Linked DNA regions of Homo sapiens: region 2 is linked to region 1. Evidence: read pairs that join two places in POLR2A ChIA-PET (ENCODE). Cell type or tissue: OCI-LY7. All regions are shown on one strand. Links, peaks and the distances in the headings refer to the core of each region. The heading gives the core; the rest is flanking DNA. Region 1 has its middle 6.5 kb from the start of CGN. Region 2 overlaps LINGO4 (leucine rich repeat and Ig domain containing 4).

Region 1 (2,903 bases), core at 170-2,669:
TCTGCTAAAACTCTTTGCCACAGTGGACTGTGAGAGAACTGGAGGAGTCTCAGGGCTTGCGGGATGTGTGTATAGGTTTGAGCTGCCAAGCTTCTGTCCCCTTCATTGATGAGAGGAGGAAAGCGAGATGGGAAGTAGAATCAGCTGTTGTTTGGGTGTGTGGAGGAAAACTGGCTCTCTCCTCAGAATGGCGTTTTAACAACCCAGAAAAAGAATTACACGAAGGAATCTGTTCCTTTTAATTTCTTTTTTTGTTGTTGTTTTTTGAGATGGTGTCTTGCTCTGTTGACCAGGCTGGAGTGCAGTGGTGCGATCTCGGCTCACAGCAACCTCTGCCTCCCGGATTCAAGCGATTCTCGTGCCTCAGCCTCCCAAGTAGCTGGGATTACAGGCACATGCCACCATGCCCAGCTAATTTTTTTTCTTTATTTTTAGTAGAGACGAGATTTCACCATGTTGGCCAGGCTGGTCTCGAACTCCTGACTTCAGGTGATCCACCTGCCTCAGCCTCCCAAAGTGCTAGGATTACAGGCTTGAGCCACCATGCCTGGCCTGGGAATTGGAAATATATGGCCTGTCTTGCTCTTTTTTTTTTTTTCCTTTTAAATGATATTCTTATTTTGAATGTAGACTGAAGGCCAGGTGCTATGGCTCACGCCTGTAATTCCAGCATCTTGGGAGGCCAAGGTGGGTGGATTGCTTGATCCCAGGAGTTCAGGAGCAGCCTGGCCAACATAGGGAAACCCCATTTCTACTATTTAAAAAACAAACAAAAAAATGAATATATACTAGAGACTTTGAACTTACTGGAATTTAGCTGCTCAGAGAGTTAGAGATGCGCAGCTAGGACAATAGGGGCTACAGGGTGTGGTGAGATACAAGGAACTTGGAAATGAGTCTTTCCCTTGTCGGGGAGTGACTCTGATTAAACTGAAAAAAGTTGCTTGGAATGCTTTGTCCCAAACAATTATCCTTTATGTACTAGATTTGGCTACACTTACTCACGTTCCTAGCTGATAACAAAAGGAAGAGGTGGGAGGCAGAACATGACTTTTTCCTCTTCAAGAAACCCAAAGGAAACAATACAGTTATGAAATCTGGGATCATCTTCATAATTCTCAGAGAAAACAGAGCCCCAAATATTTTGAAGACTTGGCTAGGAGTACAGCTTTCCCAGAAGTAAAATTAGAATACAGATATCTTGACTCCTGACTTGGTACGCTACCTCAGTGATGTCCATTCATGAAATCTCTGTAGCTCTGCCTCCCTAGTCAAACTGAGAAAAGAGTGGACGACATGGGTCACAAAGAATGAAATATCTTTTGGGGACTCTTGGAAGTCCTGTACTCAAAGATTGGACATGTATATAAAGTGAGTATATGCAGTGACCATTTCTTATCTTCCCTAACCAGAATAGAAATTGTACTTAGCCAGGAAAAGCCCCAAGTGTTAGTATAATTACATATTATTATTGCTGTTGAAGAGCAAAGTATTTGTAAACAAAGCTCAAGAGAGAAATGATGAGTAATACGCTAAAAGAGCATCAGGGTGAGTGGTCCTTGCTTTTCCCTCCTTTTGCCACCACTGTGGTTTTTTTTTTTTTTTTTGAGACAGAGTCTTGCCCTGTTGCCCAGGCTGGAGTGCAATGGCACGACCTTGGCTCACTGCAACCTCCGCCTCCTGGGTTCAAACGATTCTCCTGCCTCAGCCTCCCGAGTAGCTGGGATTACAGGCGCCCACCACCATGCCCAGCTATTTTTTGTATTTTTAGTAGAGACGGGGTTTCACCATGTTGGCCAGGCCACCATGTTGTTGAACTCCTGACCTCAGGTAATCTGCCTGCCTCAGCCTCCCAAAGGGCTGGGGTTACAGATGTGAACCACTGCGCCCGGCCACCACTGTGGTTTTTAGGGTTTACCTCAATCAAGCCTTACCATTGCATTTATCATAGAGACTTTCTGAAGTACTGCCTCTTTCCTGCTCAAGAACATTTAATAGCTCTCCATTACCTACCAATAAAGCCCACATTTCTTTTTACTTCTTTCTTTTTTTTTTTTCTTAAAGAAACATAGTGTAGCTCTGTTGCTCAGGCTAGAATACTGTGAAAGCCCACATTTCTTTTCTTTTCTCTTTGTCACCCAGGCTGGAGTGCAATGGTGCAATGGAGCGATGTCAGCTCACAGCAACCTCTGCCTCCCGGGTTCAAGCGATTCTCCTGCTTCAGCCTCCTGAGTAGCTGGGATTACAGGCACCCGCCATCATGCCTGGCTAATTTTTTTGTATTTTTGTAGAGACAGAGTTTCACCATGTTGGCCAGACTGGTCTTGAACTCCTGATCTCAGGTGATCCACCTGCCTCAGCTTCCCAAAGTGCTAGGATTACAGGTGTGAGCCACCGAGCCCAGCCGAAAGCCCACATTTCTTATTCTGATATTCTAGGCTTTATACAATCTACCCCAGAATTTACCTATCATCTTATTTACCACTATTCTCTGTCCCTTTGCTCTACAGGCTAACCTTCCAGTTCGCTAAACTGACATGATGCTTTTCTGCCCCTAGGGCCTTTGCACGTTTTCTTGCTGTCTTTCTTCCTTCCTTTCCCCTGCCTGTTTTTTCAAGGCCCAGATTATAAATCACTCTATTCTAGTTGAAAGGGAAGCTTTCCAGTAACACTTCATTTGTGCCATTGATTTGGCATTTATCATATTCTTCCTTAGGCTTGTAGATAATACCAGCAGTTCCAAAACCTTTTAACAAATTCTCCAGCCCTGAGAATCACTTCTCTTTGGCAGGTCCAGTAATCTGGTGAACTAGTTACCTGCCTCAACTTTCTCAACTCCTCACTCTTTCACATCTGTTCTTCCAATTTAAGTTCCAGAACAGAGACTTCACCTTCTCCTCTAA
Region 2 (2,903 bases), core at 1-2,500, 300 kb after region 1:
TGTCTGAAAACTCCTTCAGGCTCTTCCCCTGGACATGATGGGGGCCAGCACAGGCAGGGGGGGACATGCCAAAGTCCAGGTGGCGGCGGAGCCGGAGCAGCCAGAGGAGGCGGCAGTCACAGGTTAGGGGGTTGCCAGACAGCCTCAAGGTGACCAGTTTGTCTGGAGAAGGGAAAGCTGTTTCCTCTAGTGTCTGAAGGGCGTTATCTGCCACATCCAGGAGGTGGAAGGCAGTCAAGCCATGGAAGGCATGGGCAGCAATGGAGGTGAGGCATGCCCCTGACAGGCGTAGCTCCTGGAGCCGCACCAGGGGGCTGAGCCTTCGGGCTGGGATGGCTGAGATGGGATTCTGGGACAGATCCAGGACCCTGAGGAAGCTGAGGTGGTACAGTGCTTGGAAGGGCACCGAGCTCAGATTGCAGCGAGTGATGGCCAGGCTGCTGAGATTGAGCCCAACCAGGCTCCCAGGGTCCAGAGCCTCCAGAGATGGCCAGAGGTGGATCTCCAGCTCCTTGAGCTGCCCCAGCCCCCGCAGGGCCCCAGCTGGCAGCCTCCCAATATCCAGTTCTCTAAGCCTTAGGGCCACTAGTGCCGGGAGACGGGCAAGGGCTAGGCCAGGCACTGTGCTGAGGTTGCAGCGCTCCAGGGTGAGGGTGCTCAACTTGGCTAGCCCTGCAAAGGCCCCCGGAGCCACAAATACCAGGTGGTTGTCCCCAACCTCCAGCTTCTGGAGGCTGCCTAGCTCCCCAAAAGCTCCATCTAGGAAGAGAACAATCTGGTTGAGGCGGAGGTCCAGCAGGGTCAGAGCAGAGAGGCCTGAGAAGACCCCAGGCCCCATGATTCTGAGCCGATTGCCCTGCAGCCTCAGGGTGAGTAGGCTTTGTAGGCCATGGAAGGCCCCAGGCTCAAGGGTTGAGAGCTGGTTGTAGCTGAGGTCCAATTCCTGGAGCAGGCTCAGGCGGGAGAGCATTCCCTGCTGGAGCCCCCACAGGCGGTTCCCACTCAGGTCCAGGAGCTCAGTGTCCAGTGGGAGTCCTCCAGGTACAGCCTCCAGTTGCCTGTGGCCACAGAGCACAGCCTGGGGCTGGGAGGTGCAGTCACACACAGCAGGGCAGCTGCCACCGCTCCCTCCAGGTAGGAGGAGGAGGAAAAGGAGCGGGGGCCATGGGGGCCAGGCTTGCTTTGGAGCTGTGGCTGCATCCATTCCCTCTTCAGTCCTGGAATAGATGATGACATGGCCCTTTTTGGAAAGTGGCTTCAGATGACGGTGACCCTGGACTTCCTGGCCCTTCTTAGAGAGGAGAGAAATTGGTCTATCTGTCTCAGCATTGCCAATAAGTAGGGCACAGAACCAGGAAGAATTCTTGTGTGCCACCTCCCTGGGGCTTCCTGGAGCTTCTCTTTGGGGAATCTCTGCTTTCCTCCCTCTTCCAGCCCTGGATAACCAGCCAAGTGCTTACTGGCTCATGGAACCCTAGCCAAGCCTGATTTCTGTGGGGAAAAAGCTTATGGGAATGGGGCAGGGAACAGCAGGGAGGTACTGAGTCTTTCTGTATGGGGTTTCCTGATGTCTGTGAGATCCAGGAGGATCTCAGGTCCCTTCTCCCTGATACCTGCTCTTCCCAAGCTCTGCTCTGTCCCTCTCTGCTCACGCTTATTCTTTCACATTATGTACCCATAGTTTTGCTTAAGGCTCAGGGAGATCATGTCCTTGGCCCAGAGTTCCCTGTCCTGACTGGAGAGGTCCTCACCTTGACTAGCTCACCCAAGGCTGGGAAACATGCAGGCCTCAGCTCCACCCCCATGCTGAGCCCTCTTCCAGCCTGGCCCAGGGCCTGAGCCCTGGACTAACAAGATCCAATCTCCCCAAAATGCCTGTGTGGACAACTGCCAAGCTGTACATTAGCTGTGGCATAGGATGCAGGAGGCACTTGACTGGGAAGCTGGGAATCCCCTGCAAGAGCCCAGGGGCAACTGCTTCTCTACTGCAATTGAAGTTGGGGTGTGTGAGAGACCCAAAGGATGCCCAGGTTTTGAGTTCTGTTGCTTGGTCTTCAGTCTTGGGCTTCCCTCATATCCCTCCTTAATGGTGTTTGGATTCTGGTCCAGTGTGTGGATCTGAGGGAGAGCTCTTGTCCCTTTTGGCCTGAGCTGCCTGAGAAATTCCCAAGAGACAGATTGTGGACCAGGGAGCATAGATAAGTGAGGAGAGACAGCATCTGACCAAGTGCTGTAGGATGGGGAGGAAGGGAGCCGTTGGCTGGCACAGCAGGTATCTGGGCACAGACAGTGTGCAGAGCCTGTAGACTTATAGTCAGTTTCTGGGTACCAGGTTCCGGGAACCCTCAGGAAGATGGTGACTACAATGGCTGAGGTGACAGAGGAGAAGGGGCCCTCTAGGTGATGAGGGCCCCTGACTCATCCTGTTAGATGTCAACAGGGACCCCAAGGCAGAGGAAGTACTGGAATTGGCAAGGGATGGCTACAGAGATAGGAGCAAAAGCCCATGGATGCTCTCTGGGATACAGCGCGTCTGAGTCTCTGCTGAGCGGCAATCCTGATCACCTTTGGGCTTGTGGGCTTCAGGCTCTCTGGGCTCTACAGGGTCAGCTTTCTACTACATGCCCTGTTTTTTCTCATGTGGAACTTAGGAGAGGCAGTTTAAGAGATGGTCATTTCTTCCCCTTTCCTTCCCACTCTCCACCTCCTAGAAGGATCATTCTAGTGGCTATCCTACAGCCACTTGAGAGGATTGTCCTAGTTGGGAAACTAAAGAAAGAGGCCAAAAGAGCAGAGGGATGCAGAAAACTGGTGTGAGGCTTGGGGATGAAAAAGAATAACGTGGGGCAAAGACTGCAGAGCAGACTCTTCTCGCCCCAAACTGACCTAACAGGTCTCTGTGG

The links. Peaks named below come from ENCODE experiments on the same cell type or tissue, not always from the same donor. Only the 100,000 strongest peaks of a DNase experiment are listed, where the experiment ranks them.
Region 2: POLR2A ChIA-PET joins it to region 1 with 11 read pairs; 3 of 35 experiments call an interaction of 5 or more read pairs at or near these places.

What each region holds. Positions count from the first base shown.
Region 1 is chr1:151,503,474-151,506,376 of GRCh38, forward strand. No RefSeq gene overlaps it. Among named protein-coding and RNA genes, the nearest start is that of CGN, 6.5 kb to the right of the region's middle. RefSeq lists an enhancer at 418-918. In OCI-LY7, for the core only: no CTCF peak of the experiment used is centred there; no DNase peak of the experiment used is centred there.
Region 2 is chr1:151,801,501-151,804,403 of GRCh38, forward strand. LINGO4 (leucine rich repeat and Ig domain containing 4) reads right to left here. Exons shown (of 2, transcript NM_001004432.4): 2 at 1-1,217. The coding sequence starts at 1,204. Among named protein-coding and RNA genes, the nearest start is that of LINGO4, 2.5 kb to the right of the region's middle. In OCI-LY7, for the core only: no CTCF peak of the experiment used is centred there; no DNase peak of the experiment used is centred there.